Linked DNA regions of Homo sapiens: all the other regions are linked to region 3. Evidence: chromatin loops called from intact Hi-C (ENCODE). Cell type or tissue: heart left ventricle. All regions are shown on one strand. Each heading gives the region's core, and the rest is flanking DNA. Links, peaks and the distances in the headings are about the cores only.

Region 1 (5,230 bases), core at 715-4,714, 550 kb after region 3:
AACAGAGAAGTTCTGACCTCAACACCACCTTTTCCTACAGAATATGTGGCACCCGTATTTTGTCAGAGAAGACAAATGCGTTGTTCCTCAGATTGGTAGGATTCATGGGCATTTCATCCTCATAATATGAGGTTGTATGCAGACAGTGCCTCCTGGTATCAAGAAGCCATGTGAGTTACACCACAGAGGAGAGGAAGTTAGGGGTTTCAAATATTTCAAAGAATAAGGAAGCTAAGTCATACTCAGAAGTTAACAAGAACTTTGGGGAGAGAGGAAGTCAAAATACAGAAATGCATTCAAAAAAAAGTTTAGGATGTAGAGGAGGATGGGATCACCATGAGACAGCCGTCCAATGCCCATGATAGTTCCTGTTACAGTAAGCCACATCTTCAGATAGAGAGAGAAAAGGCCACATGTATACTTACCTTGTATGAATGAGCACTGTTGTTTGATGAATTCCATCTCTTCCCCTCTTTTCAGTCCCTTCATCCTCATTGTAATAACAAGACTGCTGGTGATGTGGCCATGCAGAGCTCTTGTCCCTCATGTTCTTTCCACCTCGATCTTTCACTTTTCTCTATTTCTGCTTCTCCTGGTCCTACCTGGGCTCTCCCCAAGGGCTGCTCCTCACCGGGCAGCTAGTTACACGGCCACCACCACCCTGCCATCTACACAGAGGCCCTCCATCTCTCTGTGACCATTTTGATGAGATCTCTTTTTTTCATGGCATCCATCTTGGCAGTAGCAAGTTCATAGCCCAGAGTAAGAGGATTACCTGTTGGGATGCACAAAGGAATTTAAACCCCATTGAAATTTGTGACCCAAATCATTGTTTATGCTTAACAGAAATAGCAGCAATAAGATCGATTGAGGAATTATCTCACGTACTAAAACAGAAGACCTATCATTTTGTGGGAGGTAGTAGCCATGAATCCAAATCAAGCCTAGTAGTAGTACATTCCCCAGCGTGCTCAGAATATGCATAGAGAGTTTAAATCAAGGCGTAAGAGTTTCCAACCCTTCTATCTGTATGGCCAAGCCCCATTCATGTTAGTGCTGGAAGCATTCTTCCTGTATCTCATTGGTTTCTCGGGTACTTTTTCTCAATGTCTCCATTTAAAAACGTTTATATAGAGTTCTGGTTTCTGCTTGGGGATGCAGAGAACTGGAAACAATGATGCTTCCTTGCAACATGAAAGAAATCACACAAATTGCAAGGTCGCAATTTTTTTCAACCCATCACAGAGCTGGGATTGAGCTTCCAACTAGCTTGAAATCTAGGAAAGTTGTTGCCTGAGTGCTTGCTTACCTAAGGCAGGTACAGCTGGGCACTGGTAAGAAGAATTTAGCTGGAATCATTTAAAAATTGACTGAGGTCAAATGTGGGCTGGAAAGAGTACAGAGCCCCAGGGGCTCACGAGTATAGGGCGGTTCACACCTTCTTGCAAGCTTCGTATCCGGGAATGCCAGTGGGTGTTCACAAATAAAAAATGGGAGAGTCCTGAGAAGGCATTCCGCATGCTTTTCAAGGAAAAGAATAAATAGAAGTTAAAGGCTTTATACATCGATGTGCATCAAATGAGTTAATTAACAGAATATAAGGGAAGCAAAGACTTTACTATCTCATGTTGAGAGCAGACTACATACTCAAACCCTATTTCGTCTGTTTTTTGTTTGTTTGTTTGTTTGTTTGTTTGTTTTGAGATGGAGTCTTGCTTTGTCGCCCAGGCTGCAGTGCAGTGGTGCGATCTCCTCTCACTGCAACCTCCGCCTCCCCATTAGCAGGGATTACAGTCGCACACCACCACACCCGGCTAATTTTTTTTTTGTATTTTTAGTAGAGAAGGAGTTTCACCATGTTGGCCAGGCTGGTCTCGAACTCCTGACCTCATGTGATCTGCCTGCCTCGGCTTCCCAAAGTGCTGGAATACACGTGTGGGCCACTGCGCCCAGCCTCCTCCGTTAATCTATTATCATTCTTCTCTAATATTCTCAAACTTACTTAATTCATTAACGTGATATATGTTGACATCTCATTAAATATGTCTCTATTTATGACATACTCAACAACATGTGTGTAGTGTTATAAAATTTTAATTTATTTTATAAATATTTAACACTAACTGAGTGCCAGGCATTCTTCTATGCACTTAAATAGCAGACAGGCATGGTGGCCGACACCTGTAACCCCAGCACTTTAGGAGGCCGAGGCAGGAAGATCACTTGAGCCCAGAAGTTCAAGACCCTGTGGTTTCAGAGGCTGAGGTGGGAAGACCACTGGAGCCCAGGAGGTCAAGACTGCAGCGAGCCATTATTGCACCACTGCACTCCAGCCTGTGGGACAGAGGGAGTGAGACCCTGTCTCAGATGAAAGAAAGACAGAGAGAGAGAGAGGCATAGAGATGCATATGCACACAACGATTACATCGTAGGGCTGTTTAAATTACTCATTCTGGCTGGGGGTCTGTGCTCTAAACCACTATTGGTACGCTATTTCTGTGTGGCTGGTCTGGAAAGCTTCACACCACCCCCCTCTCCCTTCCCTGAATTTCCATATTCCCCCCAACCCTCATTATCCCTTTCAGAGTCTCGCAGGTTGAGGTGATGTGAGAGAGGAAGCAGAAGCGAAGGTTACGCGAGGAAAGCCCCTCGTTAAACTTGGGATTTTCACGGGGACTCAGTCCAGAGGAAGTTGAGAAAACCAACTTAAATTACGGTCTCGATCGCCATCTGGCGGTGGAAGTCCACATTACATCCGCGGAGCAATGGCTGGGAACGTTGCATAATAGAGCGGGGCTCAAATTCCAAATTAAGTTTCTGAATTTTTTCCATCTGGAATTTTATTTGATGATTAGTCTAGCATCGTAATGGTGTCCTTCGTGTTGACGTGAAAACCCAGTCTTCCTTCAGTTCATTTCCCGTTTATTAGGGATGCAAAACTCCAGCCACAGGTGACCTACGACTCTGACTCCTTCCCCACCTACTTTACCCTCCCCTCCCCCAGTACATTCTGGGGCTAAACCCTAAGAGGTACCCATGCATCGCTGGGCCGATGATGAAAATGAAGAAGTCTTCTGATGAAGCGAGACCCCGGAAGTGCAGCTTCAGGCAAAATCCTGAGCGAATTCTTTGCTGCCAGGACAGTCCATAGGCTCTTACTCTTAGAAATTACGTAAGCATGAGCAGTCAACGCTGAAAAGCAGAGAATGTGGTTTTCTGGCGGACTCCAGAGGGAGACCAGGAAATCCTCTCACTTACAATCCATCAAGAGTAGTTCCTCCAAATTGAGTACAAAGTCTCTAAAGGCCAGCAGAGACAAGTAAGGACTTGTAGTGAGCTGCAGCTCACCACCCGGATCAGAACATAAAAGACAGGAGACCTCACGGCCTGGAGACCCACTAGAGCAAAATCTGCCATCCCAGGCAGGGAGGAGAATCAGGCGGAGGCCTGACATGGTGAGGCCTTGCTCCAAGTGGAGAAGGTGCATAAACTTAACAACTTTGTTATTGCCCTGAGGATGTGATGTGGCAAAGGGGACAAGGATTGGATAGATTGTCTTACTGATGGAAGTTGGTAACAAACAAGGCAAATCAAAAAAGAAGCCATGAGATCCAGGGAACTGCTGTACAGGGGACATGGCTGCATAATATTAGTATAGTAACTCATTATGCACTTGTGTGGCAGACAGTGGCTGAATTCTGGAGACGGAAAATATTAATAAGACACGGAGTCCTGCTTACCACCCAGGAGACATATTAGCAAACAAAGGGGCACAGCAGAAATGTGTGTAAAATTAGGACATTGAAGTCACAAACAATTAGGAAAATTTTCTAGTGGAAATGACATTCAAGCTGATCGAGGGTATATGGAGAATGGCTTCCAAGTCTAACAAAGCATGAGCGGCTTGGACACTTGGACAGGCTTCGAGGGAAGTGAAAGTCTTTCGGAATTGGTAAAATGGGTGGGTGACAGATGAAGCAGAGGGCTAGGGATGGATGCCTCACACACCAGGCTAAGGACTTGGGTCTTTGATCTGCAGTCAGTAGGACCAGTATGCAGACTGATAGTAAGGGAAGGGTCATGGGCAGCTTCACGTTTTAGAAAGACTACTCTGATGGGAAGAGTGGGTTAGAGGAGCATAAAATTGAAAGCAGAGAAAGCAGCGTGGGTAACTGTTAGAGTAACACAGACCAGACATGATGGGGCTCGAATTAAAGTAGGATCAGGGATCTAGAGAGAGGGTCAGAGACATGTGAGGGAGCAGATGCAACATGATGTGTCGTCATCCATTGTATATGGGAGAGAGGAGAAGGCGAGAGCAGAAGATGCTTGGGAGACCAAGTGGTTAGTAATTCCAGTCATCAAGAAAGGACAGTTTAAGAGAACATTCCATATTAGACATTTTGTATTTGTAGGGCCTGTGGGTCATCCAGATGAAACTTTACTCTGTGTGGTAGATGGAATAATGCCCCCAACTGCCACCCCTGAAAGATCTGAATCTATGAAACCTGTGAATCTGTTACCTTACATGGCAAAAGGGACTTTGCATTAGTGATTAGATTAAGGATCTTGAGATGGGGAGATTATTCTGGATTAGCCAAGTGGTCCTGATATAATTACATGGGTCCTTCTAAGTGAAAGAAAGAGGCAAGAGAATAGAAGGAGATGTGATATTAGAAGCAAAAATCAGAGGAAAGTGATTGCTGGAAGGGGGCTACAAGCCGAGGAATGCAGCTGGTCGCTGCAAGCTGGAAGAGGCAAAAAACAGATTATCCGCTAAAGCCTTCAGAAGGGGAACACAGACAAGCTAACACCTTGATTAGCCCTGTACAAGTGTTAAAAGAAAAACTTTGAACAAATGAAATTTATTTTGATTTATTTGAGCAAAGCACAATTCATGAATTGGGCAGCATCCAGGACCAGAAGAGGTACAGAGAGCTCCACTGAGCAATAGGGGCAGGCAATATTTATAGAGAGAAAAAGGAAGTGGTATACAGAAGCAGCTTGTTTACAGCTCAGTATTTGCCTTATTTGATCATGGTCTGATCAGTTGGCAACCTGTGATTGCCTGAAGCTTGGCTGCTGTGTTTGCCTGAGACTCAGCTATTTATTACAAGAATATGCTCTTAAGTTAGGGTACAATTTTCTTACACATTAAGTTAGATTTCAGTATACTACGTAGGAATTCAAAGTACAGAGGCCGCTTTAAGCCAAATTTAATTTAATTTAA
Region 2 (5,230 bases), core at 491-4,490, 460 kb after region 3:
GACTAGCGGTCTTCCACCCTTCATTTTTCTCCCTTGCCAGGGGCTCTGAGACCTTCAACCACAGACTGAAGGCTGCACTGTCAGCTTCCCTACTTTTGAGGTTTTGGGACTCGGACTGGCTTCCTTGCTCCTCAGATTGCAGACGGTCTACTGTGGGACTTCACCTTGTGATCATGTGAGTCAACACGCTTTAATAAACTCCCCTTTATACATACATCTATCATATTAGTTCTATCCCTCTAGATAACCCTGACTAATACACTAGGGAAGTAGCCATTTCGTATTATATTATATTATGCACTATTATATCTGCCACTGCTATATTATTTAGAGTTCTCTTTACTTCTTTCTAGCCAATCTCTTATTACTCAGATCTCTTGTTAAGATTCGTATTTCTTTATATTGATCTTTCTCATTTTACATTACTGTGTGATTTCCTCTCTCTCCTGACTAGACCCATACTTATAAACCCATAAAATTTCATTCAGGCACGAATCTAGAATAAAAATTATTCTCAGACATGCAAAGATTAGAAAAATTTGCTTCCAGAATATCCTTTTTTGGATATTAACAGACGGTGTGTCGTAGCAAAATTAGGTAGTCAAAGCAAGTAAGAGGAAGATATCAGATACCTGAAACATTATCTTCTACCAAAGAAAACAATGAAGAGAATCCCAAGATGACATCTGCTCAGCAGTCCTGGAAATCATTTCTTTTAGATTGAAACTAGAGAACTAAGGGCACCAGGAAGTGGATAAACATGATAAGTATGATCCCATAAATTTTACAGTATTGTTGAGATATTCAAAACATCTGAGGATATGATTAAAAAGTAGACTACATATATGAGGGAAAAGAAATTGCAAATAGAATCTTCATAAAAATTAAAAGATGCCCAACAAAGGAAATATATTCTCAATAATGAGCACATACGTGTTTAAAAAATACCTGGTTACAAACAAACCATAAATACTATCGGGTTTGAAAATATTAAAGATAAATTATAAATGCCAGAAGTTGGGATATGAAATAAAGAAAAAAGTAGAGCAGGAAAGAATAGGGTTAGCAGTAGCTTCATCTACAAGGAGAAAACTCAAGAGATCTTGAATATAACTGACAGAATAATAGAGTACTGTGTTTAAAAATACAGGGATTGGCCGGGCGCGGTGGCTCACGCCTGTAATCCCAGCACTTTGGGAGGCCAAGGCGGGCGGATCACGAGGTCAGGAGATCGAGACCATCCTGGCTAACACGGTGAAACCCCATCTCTACTGAAAATACAAAAAAAAAAATTAGCCGGGCATGGTGGCGGGCGCCTGTAGTCCCAGCTACTCAGGAGGCTGAGGCAGGAGAATGGCGTGAACCCGGGAGGCGGAGCTTGCAGTGAGCCAGTCGCGCCACTGCACTCCAGCCTGGGGGACAGAGCGAGACTCTGTCTCAAAAATAAATAAATAAATAAATAAATAAATAAATAAATAAATAAATAAATAAATAAAAAATGCAGGGATTACCTACAGAGGAACTAAACATAGTAAGATAATAAAATCACAAGAAAGATGTCAGAGACCTAATTTTTGGTGGTTTAAATTATCTGGTTTCATAACAGGAAGTCAATGGATGTCTAAATTAATACCCCCACATACAAAAACATACGCATATTACTGTTAAAGTCATTGAACTGGGGATAATGACAGTGGAGTAAAGGAATGGCATGAAGGGCTCTTGTTTTCATTAAAATACATCTCTATTGTTTAATCTTCAAACTATATACTGATATCCCAATAAATTTAAAATAGTAATTGTAAAGTAAATATCATTCTTACTGAAATATCAAGAATGCTGCAGATGGTGGCGGAATGTTCAATGTGAAAAAGGATAGTGGCTTGCACTAGAATGACAGCAGTGAAGTTTGTTTTAAGCATGTAATTTTATAGTACCAATCTCTTACCTGTGAGAGCATGTAAAAGACTGAGCTCCTCAGTTCTCAAACAAAAGCAGACTTTAACTCCTGCTCCAGCCATGCTTCTTTGCTTCTCAAACATCCAAAACTGCATCTCAGATTGCATCATATTCTGAGCACATGGAAGGAAGAGTACGGGAAATAAGAGTGGCTGTGTTACCACCCTCAAGGAATCCTGACCCCTCAAATCCAGACCTGCCAAGGGGCAAGGAAAAAAGGGAAAGCGGCAGCTACCTTGAATTTCTAAAGTGCAATGTCCCCACCTACTGGTGAACATGACCCAGTTAACATCCCTACAGCTGTCCATGTCCTCCTAAAACAAGAACCTTGAACTTCTTCCAGTAGTATAGAATCCGTGTCCTTTAGCACAGTTCTACACCAAAAGATAAACAAAATATTAATCCAAAATTTTTACAATGCAATGAGGGTGTGGGAATGATAATTTTAAAACATGCCGCACAAGGTTAGTTTTAAAATAACGCCATCGTTAGCATTCCCATTCCCTACTATCTATCTACTCCTCACAGCTTCTGCTCAGATTGTCTTCTCTCCATTGTCTCTTCCATCTCCCTGTACAAACCTCCTCTCTTACACTGCCTTTCCTGCCAACACACTGCTTCCCCATGTGTTAAGTTGGCAGCCTTTTTTCCCTCTCATTGTTTTCTGGCTTCTGATATTTCAGATAAGAAATTTGATTCCAGTCTGGTTCTCGTCCTTTTATGTGTAAACTGTTTATTTCCTTCTTGGAAGCCAATAGATCATTTTTATTACCATTTTATTTTCTGATTGTGTAGTAAAAATTTTCATCCCTCCAGCTACAGAACTATTTGTATATTTTCATGATTCCACTTGATTCCTTTAAATTGCATGAATCTTATCTAGCCAGAGACTAAAGTCTTCCTTTCCTTCAGAAAAAAAAAATCTTCGATTTTTTATTGTATCCTATATTTTTTCTATTTTTCCGGCACACCTATTATACAGCAGTTGGAGATGGCTGTATAGATAGAACTTTCTCAACATATTTTCACAATTTTATGTGTTCCAAGGTAGTTAAAACAGGAATCTGATTTCTTTTGTACTTTCTTTCCCACCCTCCTATTTTTTTTAAGACTCAGAACCACTACTTGAACACTCTAATTGATAACTGCTTAGTTATTTCTCACCTGCCTTAAAGAGTGTTTCTTCATTATGCTCAAGAATGAGAGCAATTTAAAATGAAATCATTTTAACCTGTCTCCTCAGAGACAAGTTCTGTTGGCTTCTTTTTTTCCTATGTATTATGTGTTGGTAAAATTTTCCAGTTTCTTTGCATGTCTTGTAATTTTTGTTTAATATTGATATTTTACATAAATTCTGATTCCACAATCCCTAGGAGTAAGTGCTCTTGCTGTTTGTTGTTTGTGTTAGTGACTTGCTTGGGCTAGTTCTTCCAAGTCTGTTTCCCCCTAGTATGCAGCCTATGGTGTCTCTGCTAAGTTTGTTTAATAATTTTTGTTTTCATTATTAAGCCTGATTTCCTACAATCACCCCTGGTCATCATAGCTTAATGTCAGCCTATGATTGATGAAAGATTCTGCTTAAACAATTGAGTCAGTAAGGCTTCCACACTTTGCCATTGAACTGAGTGGGATGTGGGAAATGCTTTCAAAGTTCCGGGACTTTACAGGTATGTCCCAATTTTTACTTTCTGCCTTCACATGTCCTTATATTCAGCCAGGTCTCTCCTGAGCAGGCTTAACCAAGCTGATGCAGACAGCTTTCCACACCACTGGGGATAAATGAGATTTTAGCAAGGCTATTTTTGACTATCTCATTCTCTGGATCTCCCTGGTAAAATTCCTGACTGGCCTGCCATCATGACTTCAAGCTAGTTGAGATGTTAGCCTTCCATAATTATTTGCCCTGAGGTCTATGCTGTTTTCTACAAAATGCCAAGACGTTATTTTGAGGGTGTGTGTGTGTGTGTGTGTGTGTGTGTGCATGCATGTGCGTGAGCTCTTTTCCAAAAAATGTGTGTGAGCTCCCTCTGGCAGGTTAAGAAGAGCTGTCTAATCCCATGGCCTGTCCTCCCACACAGGTAGAAATTCTGCACCATAAGTTGAGGTGAAGGAAGTTGGTGAAAGCATACTCTGGCCAAAATAATACTGATTTTGCTGTTTTTATTAGGATTCAGTTTAGATTCTCTTAACTAAATGCTTCTCAATGTTCGTATCCTTTGGTCAATTTCCAGAGTCTTTAAATGATTGTTTTTGGCAACGTTGTCCAATGTTCTCACTGCTTTTTAGATTCGTTGAAATGTTTTGATGTCAATATATGTGGTATATTTTTATGTATTTTCTACGTGAATTTGAAAATAAGCTGTATATAGCATTTGGTACATACACACTTAGGATTATATGTCTTTTTGATGTATTGACTCTTTTTCATTATGAAAAATTTATCTCCAGTAATATTCCTTATTTGTAAAGTTTTCTTTGTCTGATATTAATGTAGCCACTCCAGCTTTCTTGCCCAGTGTATATTTTTTCATCCTTATATTTTTAACCTGTGTCTTCATACTTAAAATGCATTTCTTATGGACAGTGTATGGTCAAAAGTCTTGCTTATTTATCCAGTTTAGAAATATGCATTTAATGTAATTACTGAAGTACTGGATTTAAGTCTACCCCCTTGCTGCTTTTTGTTTTTGGTCCATCTGTTCTTTTTCTCTTATTCCTCTTTACTTGCCTTTCTTAGTATATTTTTCTCCCTCCTAATGGTAACTGAGTAGAAAGATGTCAGAACTTAGGTCTTTAAGATTTGTGGAACTTTAAAACAATTTTTATTTTATTTTATTTGAGGCAGAGTCTTGCTCTGTTGCCCAAACTGGAGTGCAGTGGCGCACTATTTGTAGAACTTGAGTGGAAAATCCTAAATAAGAATACCACAGAGGAGAGCCCAAAATTCTGCATTTGAAAGAAATTTGCATGCAGAATAGGGGCCCCTCTTTGAGTTTTCATGTTTTTTGGGGATTTTTCTCCTCAATAGCAACTAATTCTTTCGGCACCAAACTCCAACCTCCGTCTTCTCTTCCTGGTAAGACTGCATCTTTCTGCTTGAGCTTTGTTCTACCATCTACTGCTTTAGACTGAAAAGCACTCTCAGGGGAAACTCACAGTAAACGTTGAACTCACCTAGTTACTTTCCTTTTCTCAATATTTATCTCCTGATGTATTCTGCATGCTTCAAAAGATCTCCAATGATTGCAAATTTTTAAGTCATTTTTATAGA
Region 3 (4,495 bases), core at 1-4,000:
GGGAATCGCTGTTTTCTTCACATCAGGGGGAAGTTCTTAGGCAGCTGAAAGCAGGGGCTCAGGTGGGCATGGGGGGGTGGGAGGGCTGAGGTTTAGGATGGGAGGGTGGGTGAGAGCTAGTAAGGGTGGGTGGGGCACTGGGGGTGGGCAGCGGGTACTTGGCTAGGGGTTCAGGACCTGTCTCAGGGCTGCTGTCCAGGGGGGTGGAGGAAGGGGTAGTGAAGGGGTCAGAGCACTCAAGATGCGCAGTGTAGGCAGGGGACAGGCTGCGGTGTGTGAAGAGGGTAGCCTGAGGTGGTGAGACTTGCTGATCACCCAGCTGGGCTGCCTTGGTCTACTCACAACTGGTCTTCCCTGTGTGTTTGGTAAACACCAAAGGAGGTAAACTCTCCAATCCTGGCCTGTGCTGATGGTGAGGCGGGAGAAGGCTTCCCTGGGTCCCAGGTCCCCAACCTGGCACAGTCATGGGTCAAGGGCTGCCTGTTCCTCACCTGCCTTCCTCACGGGGCTTCTGAGCCTAGCCTTGCTTCGGGCATTAGGAGAGTCTGCCTGGAAGGCTCTCTGGCCCCCAATGCCCTGCCCTCCAAGGCTCCCAGTCTAGGTGGGAGAGACATACAGAACAAATAGCATCGTGGGGGTGGTGGGAGGTGGTGTGAACATGTCTCCTGCAAGCTCTGGGAAGAAGCTGTGGCCACACAATGGAATGTCTCCAGCCCTGACCTCTCCTTGGAACTCAGACCTTTCTGCCTCTCTCGCCAAACTATACGGAGCACCTGGTAAGGATAGAGGACTGTCGGATGTGTTTTCAGTGGAATCACTGTTTTCTTCACATTCTTCACATCAGCCACCTCCTCCACTCCCCACCAGGATGTCAACTGAAACATGTCTCAGTCCAAATTCTTTATTCCCTGCTTCTGCAGCTATTCCCTCCCTCCCCGCAATCCTGGCACAGCGTATTGCTTAGGCTGGACTACGCTGTGAATGTGTCTCCCAAAATTCATGTGTTGGAAATTTAATTCCCATGCAACTGTTGGAAGGTGGGGCCTTTTGGGAGGGCCTTTTGGCAGGGCCTGCATGAATGGATTAATGTCATTATAAAAGGACTTGATGGAAAGAGTTCATCCCTTTTGCCCTTCCACTCCCTGCCACGTGAGGACACAGTGTTCCTCCCCTCCAGAGGATGAAGCAACAGATGCCACATTGGAAGCAGAGAACAGCCCTCACCAGGCAGTAGTGCCTTGATCTCAGGTTTTCTGGCCTCTAGAACTGTGAGAAAAGACATTTCTTTTCTTTTTTCTTTTTTTTTTTTTTTTAAGACAGAGTCTTACTCTGTTGCCCAGGCTGGAGTGTAGTGGCATGATCTTGGCTCACTGCAACCTCCGCCTTCCGGGTTCAAGCGATTTCCGGCTAATTTTTGTATTTTTAGTAGGGACGGGGTTTCACCATGTTGGCCAGGCTGGTCTCAAACTCTTGACCTCAAGTGATCCGCCCGCTTCAGCCTCCCAAAGTGCTAGGATTACAGGCATGAGCCACTGCGCCCGCCTCGTTTTGCTATTCTTCAACTTCGCATGTTTGGATTGCTACAGCTTGAGGTCTTTAGTGTCTGGTTTCCTTCGCTCCCTTCCACGGTTCTAAGATTGTTTTCTGCATCCTCCGTACCCCTCCCTCGGTGTCTTCCTGCTGGGAACTGCTCTTTCTGTCTGCCACGTGGTGGCCACAAGGGGGCAGCAGAGGCTGAGGAAAATCTGGTGAGACCAGGTTGGGGGCCTTTTCCCGGGCCCACGAGTTACTCCCCCCCGCCCACGGAGCACCTTCTGTCCGGGCGCCTCCCAGGCCGCTGCTGCTTCTTGGTTCTGCTTCCTTTTCTGAGACCCGCTGCTTTAGAGAAGATTTCTGGAGCAGAGATTTGGAGCAAGGATCTCCAAACTCTTTTGATCACACACTCCATTCAGTAATATATTTTGAACATGCAGCTAACAAACATATGCAAACATAATGCAGGTTGAAAGAACAAACGCAAATCACATTAAAAGGGCATAAGATTGAAGATTTTATAATAGTTCTAATATGTTCTCTGCCTTCTTTCCTGTCTCTCCAGATCCCTGGAGGACCCCTAGGGCTGGTGCCCCTAATCTGGTGGCCCCCTGTTTAGAGCTCAACTGAGCTTTGATGTAGACCTGGCCCCTGTTAGGGTTTGGCCACACGACCTGTGACCCTGGGCAGGTTTCCTCAGATCATCGAGGCTCTGTCTCTCAGCTGTAAAGTGAGGACAGTAAGGACCATCTCATGGTATTAAGCTAAAACATTCACGGAAATAAATATGTAATGCTCAGAGTAAGATGCCACCTAGTGAACAGTGGGCCTGAGTATTTGGTGGTGGTCATTAGAGAGCAGAGGCGCTGGCCTCAGGGTTCAGCCCACAGTTCTGCCTGTGGAGAGGAGACTCAGTGACAAGAGAGAAAAAAGTGTCCGACATCCTGGGGACTGAGAATCTGCCTCTCAGGGTTGGACAGGGCAGGGCCTCTTCTGCCTCCAGCACCCCAGGCCTCTCTCCTCTGATTCTATCAGGGACGGAGGCCAAGGTTGGAGACCCCTAGGCCTTTTCACCTAACTTGGTTTTCAGATTCCTCCCACTAGGACTTGTGTGTTTCAGCCTTAACCATGGATGGGCCTGACCTACACGGGATTGAGAGGGTCAGTAAATTCGTCCCCACCACTGACTGGGTCACCTACCTGGGCAGTACACATGCTGCTCTCGGCAACTGTTTCTTCTCCTGACACTTATGATTTTATATACAAATTGTTGGAAGTTATGTCGTAATATAGTCCTTTTGGTAAGAGTATATATGGTCAAGGATACTGTGACTGAATTTGAAGAGTAAATAATACAGCTGTGTATTGAGCTATATAATGACTAGGGCTCTCTTTATTTTGGGGACAGAGTGAGAACTTCTTCACTTATAAGGTGGCTTTGTCTTGATTGGTGAAAATAGAGAATTATTTCATTGTTGTATAAAAGTTCAGGCCGGGCACGGTGGCTCATGCCTGTAATCCCAGCACCTTGGGAGGCCAAGGCAGGCAGATCACCTGAGGTCGGGAGTTCCAGACCAGCCTGGCCAACATAGCAAAACCCCATTTCTACTAAAAATACAAAAATTAGCTGGGTGTGATGGTGGGTGCCTGTAATCCCAGCTACTTGGGAGGCTGAGGCAGGAGAATCGCTTGAACCCAGGAGGCAGAGGTTGCAGTGAGCTGAGATTGTGCCACTGCACTCTGGCCTGAGTGACAGGGCAAGACTCTGTCTCAAAAAAAAAAAAAAGTTCAAATATGTGTAATATGAAAACTGTGCAGCCAAAGGTGTGACTGGTGCTCAATATTATTTTATTGCATCTTTGTTCCAAATCCACTCCATCTTTGTCCTGCCTTGTGGTTCTGGAGCTGGACCCTATAAACATTTCTTCTTTGCCATTGGGCACAACGTTAGACTTTGACAGTAAATTGCACTGGAAGGAATACTGCAAGACATAGCAGAGAAAACAGCTTCATTCTAGTTCTGGTACTTTTTTTTGAGATGGAGTCTCACTCTGTCACTCAGGCTGGAGTGCAGTGGCGTGATCTCGGCTCACTGAAACCTCTGCCTCCCAGGTTCAAACGATTTTCCTACCTCAGCCTCCTGAGTAGCTGGGATTACAGGTGCACACCACCACACCTGGCTAATTTTGTATTTTTAGTAGAGACAGGGTTTCACCATGTTGGCCAGGCTGGTCTCGAACTCCTGACCTCAGGTGATCTGCCTGCCTTGGCCTCCCAAAGTGCTAGGATTACAGGCGGGAGCCACCGCGCCTGGCCTGCCAGGCTTTCTTAATATGCCCTACCACCATGAAACTTATATTGGGGGGGAGACTCAGATAGGGGCCAATGGGGGCAAGTTTGAGCCTTGCCAGGTTGATACTTGGGCACTGAGCAGAGTGACTAGTGTCTGTGTTTTGACATGTGTGTATAACTCCTGTTGGAATGGGAAATGTTAATTTAGTTCCCCCACACAACCTGTTGGGCTGCCTCTTGCAAAACTGGGGCCTTTTGCCTGTGGTTCCATGAAAAGAAAAGGAATGTTTTTCTTTTGTAACGTGGCTTGGCCCCCACAGCTACGGTGCAGCAAGCAGGGTCATCAAAAGCCACTCTGCTCTTCTGGAAGCAGCTGAGAAAGGGAAGCCATAAACCTGACAAGCTGGTAAAAAGCTAATTTCTTACCAGCTAGCCTCTGGCCTTTCTCTCTCTGTGCAAATGAGTTGAGTGAACAATAAAAATCACTGTTTGTCTCCTCTGCAAAGTTTTGATTAATAGGGAAGAAGATTTGTGTGACTAGTCTTAGGTTGTAGTGAATCTTGTGTACTTTTGCTACTTTGAACTATAAATATTTGTATTGTTTGGCCCCTTCTCAGAAATCACCTTTTTTGCCATCTTCCTTTGTCTTTGCCTTTTTGTGTCGTTCTGT
Region 4 (5,230 bases), core at 687-4,686, 170 kb after region 3:
GAAATTACCAGATGAACTCCTCTGTCAGAAGACATAATAATGCTTGGCATACAAATTAAAATCCGTAATAGGAAAATATAGAAATTTACTTTATACACCTGAATGTGTGAAAAGATGCCGCTCATTGCATGCATTCTGTAGTATCATCTCTATGGTACCAAATGCTGCAATTATTTGAATTTTTTATGGTCAGTCACATCAGCGCCAACTCACCGCGTAAAGAAGCTCCGTTTACACTCGCGTGTGTGTGTTCTCACAAATCATCTGCATACACTTTCTCAGAGGTCTGCCTGTGCTGAGAACTGTGTCCTAAATTATGCTACATATTATGGGAGGTCATTTTGTGCAGGAAGATGTTGGTGTGTGGGAGAGAAAAAAAGGAGTCACAATCTCTGCATTCTGACTAGAGTCCACCTCCAGGAGAAGCGGGAAAACAAGGCATAAGCTGCTAGAACTGAGGAGAGGGAAAAACAAGCATCCGGCGAGGGCAGGAGGAACAGGAGAGGGGAGTCATGGATCTGCCTGGCCACCAGAGGGCAGCAGAGACGGGCTCACTGTCGGCTTCAAGGATGTTCCGCAAGTCGATTCACTTACAGACTCTTCTTCAAATGCGGCGGTCACCTGTGACCCACATTCATAACTCCCTCAGCCACTAGACGACAAAAGAAGCCCTGAGTTTAGGCTGACTGAGATTTTCATTCTAGCTTTGCTATACATTTGGGCAAGCTTTACTTTGGGTAAGTCTGTTCTTTCCAGGGGTCTCAATTTTCTTAGTTTTTACACAGGGATAGTATGTGGGTGGCTCACATTAAAGTATCGTTGTAAGGATAAAGTAAGAATATAATCATGATACAAAATCCCTTTATAGCTATTAGGTGTCATTACTGGGAATGGAAGGTCTTGGAAAGAAGGTGGATAGAAAAATAGAGGAGATTAGAAATGAAGATAAGAAATCAAGGTCAATCCAAGAAATGTCAGGAAAGTGTTGCTATGAATATGGAGAAGTTCAGGCGACGCCATCAGCTGTTTCTTGGGGACCTGGTTGAAAGATGTTTTGAGAGCTCTTAGATCAACTCACCAGAAAGATGATTACTTTGTGGAGTCTCCCAGCAGTGAGACTTATACAGGTATCGTTTCCTCAGGGAAAGGAAAGAAAAATCAGCAGCTCTCATCTCCTGGAGGCACAGTGGCTTGTCCTCCACAGTCCCCTCGGTTTGCTGACTGACTGGAGGAGAGAGAGCACCTGCAGAAGCCCTGCGACTCCTCCCCCAGATGTGAGTGGGGGGCCTGGGATTCCCGAGGCCAGTGAGGGGAGGGTGGTGCTCACAGGACGGAGGCCTTTCCTCACAGCGTGGCCACGGTTCAATCTGCACCTCTGGCCATTTTTCTTGATTGGCAAAAAGAAGGAAAGAAGAAAGGAAGAAAGGGAGGAAGGGAGGGAGGGGGGAGGAAGGAGGGAGGGAAAGAAAAGAAAAGAAAAAAGAAGAAAAGAAAGAAAAGAGAAGAAAGGAGGAAGGGCAGGCAGTAGAACTTCTGAATAGGAAAATGCCCAAACATTTAGGGATGGAGGACTGAGGTATTCTTAGTTCTGGCTGACCTACAGTCTAAGTTGAGCTCTTTACATACATGGCTGTCATATACTTTACAAAAAGTGTCTGACAAACCAGTTCCTCTAAAACTTTTAATTTTAAAAAATTTAGGTTGGGTGTGGTGGCTCACACCTGTAATTTCAGCACTTTGGGAGGCCGAGGCATGTGAATCACCTGAGGTCAGGAGTTTGAGACCAGCCTGGGCAACATGGTGAAACCCCGTTTTTACTAAAAATACAAAAATTAGCTGGGCGTGGTGGTGCACGCCTGTAATCCCAGCTACTCCAGAGGCTAAGGTAGGAGAATCACTTGAACCTGGGAGGCGGAGGTTGCAGTGAGCTGAAATTGCGCCATTGCACTCCAGCCTGGGCAACAGAGTGAGACTCTGTCTCAAAAAATAAATAAAATAAAATAAAATAAATTTTTACTTTTAAATTTACTTTTATGAAAGAGTTACAGAAGTTTAAGACAATCACAATGATCATCTATTATTTTTTGAAAATGATGAAATTACCTAAAATTGATTCTACTGCAGGTGGGAGCCTATAAGACTAAAGTTCCCAGGAAGAGATGTAAGCTTCGGTGAAACCCACCTCAGTTGACTCCAAAACTAATGCAGATGCCCCCTTGGGGAATTGCGGGGAGAGGGTGTACAGAATGTGTTAATACCATCACACTCCTCCCAGGACCCCAAAGAAGCTGCACTCACAGAGATATCCGGGCATGTCTCACACTGGAAATAGGGGACCCTTCCAAATATTGGGAGAAAGAAGGCAAAGAAAATCATACCGATATACTAAGCCTCCTGCATTTGCACCCATCCAGCCTGCCATTCATCCTGGGTTCTTTTACTTGGTCCTCTTGGGGCCTCTGAGAGGATCTCCATCTCTGCGAAGTGCATTCCCCACCGGGCTGTTGCAGTTCCACACATGGCCAGTAGATGACAGGTTTGTTCAAGAACCGCCTCCAAGATTTTACTACTGCACCGCGATTTCAGAGTGGCGGGAAGGACTGAGAGTCCCATTTAGAAACTTCCCAAATCTTAACTGCCAATATCTTTCTTTCTAAAATTGTGTTTTTGTATTTCGTGGTAAACTCAGTTCAAAGCCGCGGATGGGGGCAGGAATAGGAAAACTGCTGCTGCTGCTGAATATGCTTCTCTCTCTTAAAGGTCCCAGCAGAATTCTGCCACTGAACCACCCTGGGAGAATGCGGGGGAAAGAGAGGAGGAGAGAAGGACAGAGAGAGAGAGAGAGCCAGAGAGGATATGAGGGAGATAGGGAGAGAGGACTGCTTCATTGTCTTAAATTCGTTGTAATCACGTCGCAATACCAGGCACTCATTCTTAAGGTAGCAAAGCAGAAAATATTATAAGTTCAGTTATTAATGTCATTTGCACTTTTGAGAGTAGAGAACATAGGCACTAATATTATAATAATTCAATAACTATGAAGGAATCAAGACAATCTTCAGGGAGGATGTGGTGCATGGAATGGAATGTAAGGAATCGTTCATACTTCATGTAGGTTTAGCATTTCTTGATTACAAGCTAAATAAGGGGTGGATTACTCATGAGTTTTCCGGGAAGGTGGTGGGCAATTCCTGGACTAAGGGCTTCTCTCCTTTTTAGACCATATAGGGTAATTTTGGATGTTGCCATGGCATCTGTAAACTGTCATGGCGCTGGTGGGAGTGTCTTTTAGCATGCTAATACTTTATAATTAGCATATAATGAGCAGTGAGGATGACCAGAGGTCACTCTTGTGGCCATGTTGGTTTTGGTGGGTTTTGGCCCGTTTCTTAACTGCAACCTGTTTTATCAGCAAGGTCTTCATGACCTGTATCCTGTGCAGACCTCCTATCTCATCCTGTGACTGAAAGTGCCTTAACCTCCTGGGAATGCAGCCCAGTAGCTCTCAGCCTCATTGTACCCAGCCCCTATTCAAGATGGAGTTGCTCCGGCTCAAACACCTCTGACATTTGTGGACACGTAGAAAAGGATAATTAATGGGTTAGCAGGATGAAAGGAAAACTATACCCCAAAGGATAGCCTAGCCATTGAAATTGATATGAACTGGAATATGAAAATAATTGGGGACAATTTAGTTTCATGACCATATATAAAACATTTAACTATGTCTGGTTGTATTTTAACATAAAATTGGGCATGGGAAACTATTTTTAAAATATTCTTTATTTTTTAAATTGACCTGGATTTTTCTTTCAACTTTTATTATTTTAAAAATTAGTTTAAGCCTAGCAGATTTCACATAATTTCAGACTCCTTTTGGCAAACAGTAAACATTACAGCCTGGAAAGCTTGATTGCTTATATATAAAACCCTAAGAGAGCTATTGAAAATGCCTAGAATGTGTGAATTTAACAATGGTAAAATACAAAAACAAATTGTAATTCTATACACCACAGCAGAATATCATATATAAAATTTAAAAATCACTTCATTATGACAGCAATAAAAACATAAAATACTTAGACATAAACTGAACCGAAAGATGTGTGATGTGAAACTATAAAATACTGATGAGAGAAACTGATAAAATTCTAAATGTGTAAAGAGATATAATATATTTTGATTTGGGAAGAATTGATATTTTTGAAATAACAGTTCTCAACACGATCTTGATCAATATTCCCACTGGGTTTCTTTGTGGCAATAGACAATTCTAAAATTTATATGAAAATACAAAGGATCTACAATAGCCAAAACTTATTTGAAAAAGGACAGAAGAAATATGCAAAGCTTGGTTTCAAGTCATGCTTCAAAGCTATGGGCAACATGTCAAGGCTAGTAATGTAAGTTAGAGAAACTTCAACAAAGAATTGTGCTTAGTTGTGGGAATCCATGGGAGATTCTGGAATGAAGATGCATAGGAAACAAATGCAAGAGATGAGTCCTGGGCCCTCAGTCATTTAGAAGTTGGGAAGATGGGAGACTTGGCAAGGCAGGCTGAGATCTGGCTGTTATTCTCGTGTGATGAGAATCTCAAGACAGTGAGGTTTAGTAACAAGTCAAGAAAATACATCAATGATGCAGTAGTGGTTAACTACATAAAATGCTTCTGATATGATGAATAAAATGACATCCTAGAGATGACCATTGGATTTGGCAACATGGAGCTAACACATGTCAGTGACAAGGAGTTCAGTTAAAGATGTGGACTGTAGCCTGATCTGTGAAGAGTGGAAGAAGAATGGGGAGGAATGGAAATAACAGGTGCAGCCCAATATTTTTAAGAGTTTCCTTCAGATTAGAAGTAAAAATTCATTAGCAGAGTTGGATTTAGGGAAAAGGAAATGCCGTGGCATGTTTATATGCTGATTGGAATCACTCACTAGAGAGAGGAAATTTTTTTGGTAAACTGGATAAAGATACTTACAACATATTAAACCATGAAAAGGATTAGTACCCAGAACATAGAAAGGCCTCCTACAAATCAATTAGTAAAGGACTATATTTTTCTGAGAAAAAAAATGGTAAAGGCAAGAAGAAACATTTTATAGTAACATGTATAAATGACATGTGAATATGTGAAAAAATTTCAAACTCTTCATTATAAGTCAGAGAAATGTAAATAAACGCCACACTGAAAAAACAATAAAAATATCAAAACCTAGCAAGG
Region 5 (5,230 bases), core at 550-4,549, 150 kb after region 3:
GTCTGCCATCCTGGAGAGCAGCAGAGCGTCACTAGCAGGTCCTCGTCTTCTCACTTCATAACATTCTTTCCAAAAGTCTTGTTGACATTCTTCTGTCTTCCACATATAGTTTATCTTCTTGAACTCATTATAACTTTAAAATATTTTTACTGTGTTACATGTACTGCTTATATTTGTTTATTTTATAATTATTAATTTTAAATTGTGCACTTTATTTTGCTCTAACAATAAAATTGACATGTTCGTATAGATGATACATAATTTTTCGCTTGGATCGGAAAGTGTAAAATTTTTTTCCTGACTCAATTTCCTGTATCAACTTTCTCAAAAAGTCTGGAGGAGGGATTTTACAACACTTCATAAGATTTTCAAGATTATATTTTAGTGATCAGATTTTTCTCCCCCTTATGCAGCTGTATTTTCTTTCACTTTTTTTTAACTGTATATATATATTTTTTATTTTCTCAGTTCCACCTATGTGGACAATTAATTGTCACCATCTTAAATAAACTGATCAGGCCAGGTGTGGTGGCTCATGCCTGTAATTCCAGCACTTTGGGAGGCCGAGGCGAGTGGATCATTTGAGGCCAGAAGTTTGAGACCAGCCTGGCCAACAAAGTGAAACCCCATCTCTACTAAAAATACAAAAATAGGCTGGGCATGGTGGCACATGCCTGTAATCCCAGCTACTCATGAGACTGAGGCAAGAGAATTGCTTGAACCCGGGAGGCAGAGGTTGCAGTCAGCTGAGATCATGCCACTGCACTCCAGCCTGGGTGACAGAGTGAGACTTTGTCTCAGAAAAAAAAAAAAAAAAAAAAAAAGAAAAGAAAAAAAAAAAAAAAAAGAAACTGACCAAATCCTTGATTATTCCTTTCATTTCTTCCTGTAGGCTAAATTGTATTTCCCATGGGATTTTCTAAGGGTCCTTGATTATCAGATGTCAGATTGTGATTGATAGGCCGGATCTCAGAGAACCTGGAACAGGATAGGTCTCTGAAAAGATCAGTCTCCAGCAGATTTTCCTGAGTAGAATTAAAACACCTTGAGTTAGTACTTCAATGATCATGGCAGCCCCCTTCAAGCAGTTAGAGAAATGAGAAATGATCAGGACTCAGAATATCATTCTGGTTTCCAGAATCCCAGATTGTTATTTTCCTGATACGTTGGAGATGTTCTTGTGGGTACAGAAAAAATGTCCAGAGAACCTACATTAGGGAACCAAAGAATGAAGCGGGGTGCAGAGTCCCAGAGAAGGAAGTTTTGGGGAAGGTGTAGATAGGGCACTTGCCAATCATGTTATAAGAGGAGAGGTATTCAGAGGCACGGTCAGGGGGATTCTGACTTGTTCAGGGGCCACCTTCAAGGGGATGGGGCTTGGAAGAGAGGGGATGGCCCAGAACTCATTTCTTTTGCAATCCATTGCCTAAAACTCACTGTCAGGTGACACAGAGATGACTCTTTCTTTGCAACATGTGCTTGGCAACCTCCGGGACCCATCGCGCCCTGTTCCCAGTCTCCACCTCTCAGTACCAGCTCCCTGACAGGAGTTCCCTCTGGCCCATAGAGCAGATAGTCAGATCTCTGTGGGATATCTGGCTGCCTGAATGTCCATGGATCACACGCTTGTTCTGTTCAGAAGAAATCAGTCTCAGGTGAGCTGTGTTTGAAGCCAATGTCACATTCACTGTAAAGAAAGAGAATCCATTCTGATAATTAATCAATATAATTTCATTCTATTAACAGCCAAACAGGAAGACAAGTGTTTCACGGACATAAGAAATTTAAAGTGGAAGCACTTTCTAGAGCACACAAAACAGCCTCCCTAACACATGAGAAGTCACCAGCAACACAGAAATCACCAACAAGTAGGTCACCACATTTTTAAAGATCATAGGAAATTGTTCACGCCAACAAATCTCAGTGAACCTCAGCTCTCAGCCTTGAAAACAAGGATGGCTGTACTACTCACTTTTTTCTTCTTCTTCCCTAACCAGATCACTGGGGAATGGGCAGCAGGAAATCAAATCATTATCTTTTAATCATTTTGCTTCTATTACAAGTGGAAACACTGACCTCATGCATCACTGAGCCTGGATTGCATGATAAGCCCTGGGCTTTCCTGTTTCTCATGTTTCCTTAGTTACTGGATATTCACTGACTGCCTCCCATAGGTGACTTGTGAAAAGGGAGGCTCGGGGAAGTACGCAGTACGGTTCCCACTGCAGTGTGCTCCGCTGTTTCTGTTTCCCTGACTTACCTCTTTTCAGCTCCTCTTCCTGGGCAGGCCTACAGCCACAGCAAGAAGCAATCCCCAAACAAGCAGTGTTTTCCACAAAAACGTCATCCTGGACTCTAAAATGGAAACCCAAGAATCCCTTGAAACTGTGAAACTGGGACAATATTAAGATTGTACTTTTCATCTGAGCAGCTTCTAGGCTGGAGAGAAGGGAGAGAATTTGGCCTCCCAGGAAGCAGTTGGCCTGCTCCTCCCTGCTCTGGAGATGCAGAGGAGAGAATGCAAGTATTTCATGTTTGCTCGTCTCAGAAATGTACACATGCACAGACAAGTTTTCCCTTCTCTCTTCCAACTATATCACACAATCACTGGAATGACTTGAGGAGGAAAGGATAAAATTACTCAAGCCGCAACCATGAAGATGGTATTAATAAAAATCAGTTTCTAATCCAGAAGAAAATCCTCCATGAGGGGGAAAACACAAAGTTCTGTAATTTAATTGTTTTCACATCAGAAGAAGAGAATTTAAAGAGAGAGAGTGAAAACAGGGTCAATTACGAGAATTTAGTGTGTATCCAATGATAAAAATAATTGCAGGGCGCTAGTTGAGGGTGTCAGAGAGAAACTCAGAGGAGTAGAATCCCTGGGTGTCCTGAAAACCAGCTTTGCAGAGGATAGCAGGAGACCTCGTCAGAGATCAGCAAATAAAAATCACAAAGGAAGAAGAGCAATACAATGAGTAAGTCTGAGTTGGTCTTCATATTTATTTTCCAAACCTGAAGGAACATAAGGAATCACCAACCTGAGAGAGAAAAAGTTGCGATTTTCTCCTCGCCCAAAAAGGGGATGCTGATGGAACAAGTGACGTCCACAGCGGAGATGTTTGTGACCCTTAGCAATGTCTGCACGTGGAACAGCCCGTGGCTGCCTTGAGTCAGGGCCTGGGAAGATGATGGTATCGTCTTTCCTTCCATGTCCCTCCATGGCACGTGGGGCTGTGGGAACCACCCATCTGAAGAGCACATCGGCTGCATTTCTCCATCTTCTTGCCCCTCCACAGTGATCAGTGGGGAAGAACCCAGACCTGGGGCAGAGAAAGCAACCAAAGCCTGGGGTCCTTTCAAGTGGATGAGTGGGCAGCAATTTCACTGGGAGGAAAGAAGGGGATGTGGAGGGCTTGGGGAAGGGAGAAAAGCTTAAGGGGGATTGCACTCCACTTAGGGATGAGGCTGGCTGGAGCATTTTCTTATTTTGTTTGTTTGCTTATTTTTATTCTTTGTATTCCTAAATCATTCTGGGATGATTAAGAGGTAAGGTAAATGTTCAAATCCAACATTTATTCTGTCCCTGAGAACAAAATAACTTCGGCCAGGGCATGGGTCACATGGACAGGATTAACATACGGAGTAGGAGGATATTCTCAAAAATCGAAACCTTATAAATATCTACGTCCAATGGCAGAAAATACGAGGCTCATGAAACTTCTCAACATGCGCTCCCATGGCTAAACGTGTTTATTAATTTAGAATCAAAATCCGTGGGAGAAACACGTAGCATATCCAAGACTTGGGCCTATATGTACTCAATGGCATCTGCTAACCTTGGACGTTTCAATTCTCACACACACGGACAGTGGGAAATGATGCTGCAGGGAGTGATTTCATCTTTTCTCCCCTGTCCCTGCCAAAACTGTCAATATTTATAATTTTGGTTTACACAGTGGATCCAGTTTAGTCTTCAGATGATTACAGTTTCTAGAATTTTATTGCATTTCTCAGAATTCTAATAACACACTGTGAAACAATGAGCCTTTTGTAAAATATGTAGTAAGATACTCAGATTTCCTTAAAGATATGGTCAATTTTTGAAGATACTGGAAAAGATACAAGTTATATGCCCAAATAATTAAATTTCATCCATTTGAGTTTGTGGATTTTAAGTAACTATGACAGTTTCACACACTGGAGGATTTGATATAAATTTGATGATGAATAAGCATTAAGAAAATTTCAAATGTCAGAGAAATTGTCCAGGAACTAGCATATTAAAGTGGCAGGAGCAGGTATTGAATACAAAATATCTATCTAGAATTCTTACTTACCACCTTCAGATCCAAACTGGCCTCCTGGTAGACATCATCTTTTTCAAAAAGGCAGCGGTACTGCCCGTCGTCCGAAGGTCTGGCACTGAGTATCTGCAGGGTCAGTCTGCCCTCGTCAATGGCGTCACTCACCAGTACAGTCCTCCCTCTGTACTCTGCCATCTGCTCTCCAGCCACATGGTCCCCATCCATATACACATGCACAGCAGGGTAACGGTGGGATCGGTCCCACCTCACCTCCATGCTCTGTGCATTCGCCTTGGGGGACAGGTAACAGGTTAGCTGTATATCTTCTCCCACTCTGACGAGGATGGGCTGGGAAGGTCCATTCACTTTTAAAGAAGCTGTTAAATAGAGTGGACAAAACACAATGAAAGAATCAAAATGGAACCAATAATGTCATCTCTAAGAACAGCTCCATTGGAGTTTAGAAACCATGAGCATCCCAGGGTTGCTGTGAGGCTCAGGGTCATCCTTAGGTGAGGTGGGGGTTTCATGGACTCAGAATAGAGGTTGCTCTTCTTTAAGGAGGAATCATTCCATGATGTGTGTCAGTCTGAGTAAAACAGTAATTGAATCCCTACCTGCTTCTACCTGTATTTTTTTCAGTTTACAGACCAATAATAAAATAATTTTGCAATTAAAACTCCCAGATAGGCTGGGTGTGGTGGCTCAAGTCTATAATCCCAGCACTTTGGGAGGCCGAAGCGGGTGGATCACCAGAGGTCAGGAGTTCAAGACCAGCCTGGCCAACATGGTGAAACCCCGTCTCTACAGAAATACAAAAATTAGTCGGGCATGATGGTGGGTGCCTGTAATCCCAGCTACTCAGGAGGCTGAGGTGGAAAAATTGCTCGAACCCGGGAGGCAGAGGTTGCAGTGAGCTGAGA
Region 6 (4,330 bases), core at 331-4,330, 130 kb before region 3:
ACAAGCTCCCCAGCCCTACTCTACATCCCCCCACTGAAGACAGACTGCTGGGAACCTGGGGTGACAGAGATGGAAGGGCAGGAGAAACTCACCCTTCGGAAAGAGACAACATAAAATGTGTCTTCCCGTCGGTCAATTGCATCCAAGAATGCTGGCTGCGAACGGTCTGGGTGGCGATATAGTTGCAGCTGGCCCACAGAATCCCTAGGCAGGTGGGGAAACAGGATTTGAGGGGAACTAAGCCCAATGCTCAGTTTCTACCAGGGAAGCGGGTAGGATGAGAGAAAAAGACAGGAGACCCCCAGTGGAGGAGGGAGGTATAATCCCACTGGTGACAGTAATGACAGGCACAGGACAGCTACTGGGGGTACAGCTCTTGAAAGTGGAATTTCACTTAATAAGTAAGCACCCCACCCCACACTCACCTTTCTGGGGGTCCAGGGGGTTGGATGGGGACTGCCTTAACTGGAGGTGACTTCTTCCGTGGCTGAGACTTCTGGAAGGAGAAGTATCTAAGGACTTGGAGAGGGTGAAGGGAAAAGGGAAAGAGACAAACAGCCCCTGGAAGCTGATGCCACCTCCCACTCAACCCTCCACTTCCTTCAAACGATCCCTCAAACTTCCACAGCGAGATGCCCACTAGAAATCCCCAGACAAGGCCTTTAGCCCTTGTCTTCAAGTGGCCTTCCTTGAACCAGCCACCCGCCCTACCTGTCTCTCCTGGGCCCTCTGAGGGATCTTCCTCCGGCCTCTCTGGTGGCGCTGGACCCAGCCACTCAACTCGTCAGCAAGCCTGGGGAAATGGAGGAGCTCAGGACCTCCATGCCAGGCCAAGATTCCCACCCTCCTTGCCCACCCACAGGAGTGAGGAGAGGGCAGGGAGCACTGGCGCTTTAGTACACAGGCCAGCCAGGCTGACTGCAGAAGGCCTTGGGAGGCCGGGGGAGCTGGATGCCCCAGCAATGAATCCCACACCTCAGGGACTCAGTGCGGTTGAAGTGCCGGCAATCAGAGGAGAGGAAGAGCTGGTCTAGGTCTCTTAGTAGTAGCTCCTTGGCGCCCCCAGGGAAGGCTGTCAGGTTGCTGGAGTGAAGCAGGAAGGAGACAACACTTGGAGACTGCCCAGCACTCCCACAACAAAGAAGGCGATGACGGCAAGAGAAAGCTTTGGGTCCCCCTCACTGAAAGCGGGGAGAAGACCAACTCATACCCTCAAACGAGAGGGGGCCCTCTCTCTCTCTCCTCACCTGAAACTGGGCTGGTCTGTGGGGCTGGGCTGGGGCTCCTTAGGGCCCTGGGAGGACCCCTGGAGAGGTTCAACTCCCTGAACTGGCTCTTGCTCTGAGAACCCCAGCAAGTGTCTCCGGGGTTGAGGCTCCCCCTTGTTCATCCGAGGAGAGATGGGAGCTGAAGGAGGCTCACTGATGCTGTGGATAAAGAAGGACTGAGCACAATGAAGAATTTCAGCTGTATCAAGTATCTAGGTAAGAATAAAGACTCTGCAGATGGACTGCTTGAGTTGCAATCTGTTATACAAGCCTGAGTCTGCCTCTGTAAGATGGGAATAAGGATGGTCCCTACATACAAAAAAGACAGTGCATCACCTAGAGCCTAGAACTCAGTAAGCACTTAATAGTCACTATTTCTACCAGCATTATCACCATCATCTACTCTCCACTGGAAAAATAATGGAGCAGGAGGCCGGGCGAGGTGGCTCAAGCCTGTAATCCTAGCACTTTGGGAGGCTGAGGTGGGCAGACTGCCTGAGCTCAGGAGTTCGAGACCAGCCTGGGCAACAACAGTGAAACCCTGTCTCTACTAAAAAATACAAAAAATTAGCCGGGCATGGTGGCGTGCGCCTGTAGTCCCAGCTACTTGGGAGGTTGAGGCAGGAGAATCACTTGAACCCAGGAAGCAGAGGTTGCAGTGAGCCGAGATCGTGCCACTGCACTCCAGCCTGGGCAACAGAACAAGGCTCCATCTCCAAGAAAAAAAGACAAATAATGGAGCAGGAAGGGGCTGGCCAGACACATCATCGGTGCCAAGGACACCAGAACCATTTGTATATAAGCAGAAGGAAATGGCCTGGGCCAAAGCAGGCAGCTAGGAGGCTGTAACGTGGGCTCCACCTGGAAGGTTCTAGTGAAGCAAGGAAGGTCTCACCTGACAGGTCCAAAGTTGAAGGCAATGAAGAGAAGGAAGACCATGATGCAGACCACCTTCCTGTTTCCAGACCCTAACTTGAGCTCGCTGTTCTAAGGTACAAAGAAGGAGACAAGAAAAAGGGGAATCATTCCAAGGAGGCTGTATTCCTGTTGGTCTCCCAGGGACAGACTGGTCTTACTTCAGCCAGCAGGGCCTCCAGCCGCCGCCGGAGGGCAGCATTCTCTCGGCGGAGCTGCTGGTTGTCAGCCAGTACTGCTTGCAGCCGAGCCTCCAGTCCCTGCAGATACTCTTTCTTCTTTCTCCGGGACTGGCAGGCTGACTCCCGGTTCTTGATCATTCGCTGCTGCCGCTTCAGCAGCTTTGCCTAGGCACCCGGAAGGTCAAAAAAGAATGACAGATGAGTTGGCAGAAGGAGACTATGCTCTCAAACCCCAAGGAATGATTTACCCAAAGCTCACATGGCCATTCCCCTGCCTTCCTGACCCACCTACATAGCCAGAGAGGTTTTTCCTCTCTACTCAAACACGCTAGGGAAGGGGCCCTTCTTTCAAACATTCCCTGCTACTGCTCCTCAGAGGTGGGAAAGGTTAGAGTGTGGGAAGAACTTTCTCCATGCTGGTGGAAACTCTTTCCTTCGTAACTCTTTCTTCCTGTCAGCCCACATTTGTAGGGTTCAAAGTTTAACCTTGTTATACTGCTTATACAGTTTACCTGATTTTCCCCTAGGAGGCAGCCTCCCTCCCCAACTATGGCCATGACCGTAGTCGTATAGTACAGTACGACTTCCTTGCCTTTAATTTATGGAGACCAACCCCATTTCTCCATCTGCAGTGACAGCAAACCTAAAGGACCCTAAAACTACCTGGAGTTGATATTCATATAGAAACAGGAGTCCATTCTGACCCTCAGAATGATCTAATGGGTCCGTTTCCTCACTTTTTTCTCCTAGGTATCGACTCCCTCCTCATCCCACAGTTCTCTCTATGGCAAGACTTCCCTCTTCCCTTCCCATCACTCGCCCTACTTCTCTCCTCCCCAACACTTACATCCACTTCAGGCGGGCAGGAGTTTCCAGGCATAGGAGCGGGAACGATGCTCTTCCTCTCAGGCCGTGGTAGAGAGGGAGCCGGCCCTTCAGGCTGGACTCGAATAGCACCCTGGATGAGGACAACTGGGGACACTGGGGCAAGTGAGCAGAGGTCAGAGGGCTGTGCGCTGGGTGGGGTCCTTGTGTCCACACCCACACAAGAGCACCCAAGGATTGGGCAGCCTCAATGGCTGCAAGCTCTCTGACAGGGTCAATGCAGCCCGCCTCCTTTTCTCCTTTTTTTCTTTTTTGAGATGCAGTCTTGCTCTGTCGACCAGGCTGGAGTGCAGTGGTGCGATCTCGGCTCACTGCAAGCTCCGCCTCCCGGGTTCACGCCATTCTCCTGCCTCAGCCTCCCCAGCAGCTGGAACTACAGACGCACGCCACCACGCCTGGCTAATTTTTTTGTATTTTTAGTAGAGACGGGGTTTCACTGTGTTAGTCAGGATGGTCTCGATCTCCTGACCTTGTGATCCGCCTGCCTTGGCCTGCCAAAGTGCTGGGATTACAGGCGTGAGCCACTGTGCCTGGCCTTTTTTTTTTAATTAATTAATTAATTTTTATTTTTATTTTTTGGTTTTTCTTTTTTCTTTTTTTTTTTTTTGAGACAAAGTCTCGCTTTGTCGCCCAGGCTGGAGTGCAGTGGCATGATCTCGGCTCACTGCAACCTCCGCCTCCTGGGTTCAAGTGATTCTCCTGCCTCAGCCTCCCGAGGAGCTGGGATTACAGGCGCCTGCCACCACTCCACGCTAATTTTTGTATTTTTAGTAGAGACAAGGTTTCACCACGTTGGCCAGGCTGGTCTTAAACTTCTGACCTCAGGTGATTCGCCCGCCTCAGCCTCCCAAAGTGCTGGGATTACCGGCGTGAGCCACCATGCCCGGCCCTTTTCTCCTTCTTCAGTACCTGGGGGTGGCTGGACGAGGGACTGCAGAAGGACTGTGGTGCTGGGAGGCACAGCTCTGGATGGCATTGGGACAGTGGTTAGCACTACAGGTTTGGGCTGCAGTGGCGGCTTCCGGGTGGGCAGGGCTTTGCCTGAAGGAAGGTGAGAGAAAAGAACAAGAAATGTCAGGA

What was found. A loop is a pair of places that touch in the nucleus more often than their neighbours do. Peaks named below come from ENCODE experiments on the same cell type or tissue, not always from the same donor. Only the 100,000 strongest peaks of a DNase experiment are listed, where the experiment ranks them.
Region 1: a loop joins it to region 3, with 5 times the contacts of the local background. A loop is called at or near these places in 54 of 110 quality-filtered maps.
Region 2: a loop joins it to region 3, with 3 times the contacts of the local background. A loop is called at or near these places in 33 of 110 quality-filtered maps.
Region 4: a loop joins it to region 3, with 5 times the contacts of the local background. A loop is called at or near these places in 57 of 110 quality-filtered maps.
Region 5: it touches region 3 in a loop (4-fold over the local background); 27 of 110 quality-filtered maps call a loop at or near these places.
Region 6: a loop joins it to region 3, with 5 times the contacts of the local background. A loop is called at or near these places in 34 of 110 quality-filtered maps.

Annotation. Positions count from the first base shown.
Region 1 is chr6:32,794,454-32,799,683 of GRCh38, forward strand. No RefSeq gene overlaps it. Among named protein-coding and RNA genes, the nearest start is that of HLA-DOB, 20 kb to the right of the region's middle. RefSeq lists an enhancer at 226-370 and a cis regulatory region at 298. In heart left ventricle, for the core only: a CTCF peak has its summit at 2,746 (motif pointing left); a DNase peak (open chromatin) is centred at 2,748; H3K4me3 peaks cover 621 bases; H3K27me3 peaks cover 2,751 bases.
Region 2 is chr6:32,698,470-32,703,699 of GRCh38, forward strand. No RefSeq gene overlaps it. Among named protein-coding and RNA genes, the nearest start is that of HLA-DQB1, 34 kb to the left of the region's middle. In heart left ventricle, for the core only: a CTCF peak has its summit at 2,227 (motif pointing left); no DNase peak of the experiment used is centred there; H3K27me3 peaks cover 635 bases.
Region 3 is chr6:32,243,389-32,247,883 of GRCh38, forward strand. No RefSeq gene overlaps it. Among named protein-coding and RNA genes, the nearest start is that of TSBP1-AS1, 9.5 kb to the right of the region's middle. In heart left ventricle, for the core only: a CTCF peak has its summit at 1,718 (motif pointing right); a DNase peak (open chromatin) is centred at 1,753; H3K4me3 peaks cover 426 bases; H3K27ac peaks cover 1,562 bases.
Region 4 is chr6:32,413,097-32,418,326 of GRCh38, forward strand. No RefSeq gene overlaps it. Among named protein-coding and RNA genes, the nearest start is that of BTNL2, 8.5 kb to the left of the region's middle. RefSeq lists silencers at 1,130-1,405, 1,602-1,750. In heart left ventricle, for the core only: a CTCF peak has its summit at 2,525 (motif pointing right); a DNase peak (open chromatin) is centred at 2,475; H3K4me3 peaks cover 413 bases; H3K27me3 peaks cover 2,985 bases.
Region 5 is chr6:32,391,703-32,396,932 of GRCh38, forward strand. It overlaps BTNL2 (butyrophilin like 2), which reads right to left. Exons shown (of 8, transcript NM_001304561.2): 5 at 4,337-4,684; 6 at 3,042-3,323; 7 at 2,261-2,355; 8 at 1,637-1,687. The coding sequence ends at 2,267. All of the region lies in intron 2 of TSBP1-AS1 (TSBP1 and BTNL2 antisense RNA 1), which reads left to right. HCG23 (HLA complex group 23) reads left to right here. Exons shown (of 3, transcript NR_044996.1): 2 at 1-38; 3 at 1,747-1,989. Among named protein-coding and RNA genes, the nearest start is that of HCG23, 3.8 kb to the left of the region's middle. In heart left ventricle, for the core only: a CTCF peak has its summit at 2,132; no DNase peak of the experiment used is centred there; H3K27ac peaks cover 1,195 bases.
Region 6 is chr6:32,116,612-32,120,941 of GRCh38, forward strand. It overlaps ATF6B (activating transcription factor 6 beta), which reads right to left. Exons shown (of 18, transcript NM_004381.5): 8 at 4,160-4,291; 9 at 3,213-3,346; 10 at 2,345-2,530; 11 at 2,164-2,255; 12 at 1,248-1,427; 13 at 976-1,083; 14 at 712-793; 15 at 426-496; 16 at 93-204. Among named protein-coding and RNA genes, the nearest start is that of TNXB, 9.4 kb to the left of the region's middle. RefSeq lists a silencer at 2,281-2,575. In heart left ventricle, for the core only: CTCF peaks have their summits at 2,366 (motif pointing right) and 2,577; a DNase peak (open chromatin) is centred at 2,390; H3K27ac peaks cover 255 bases.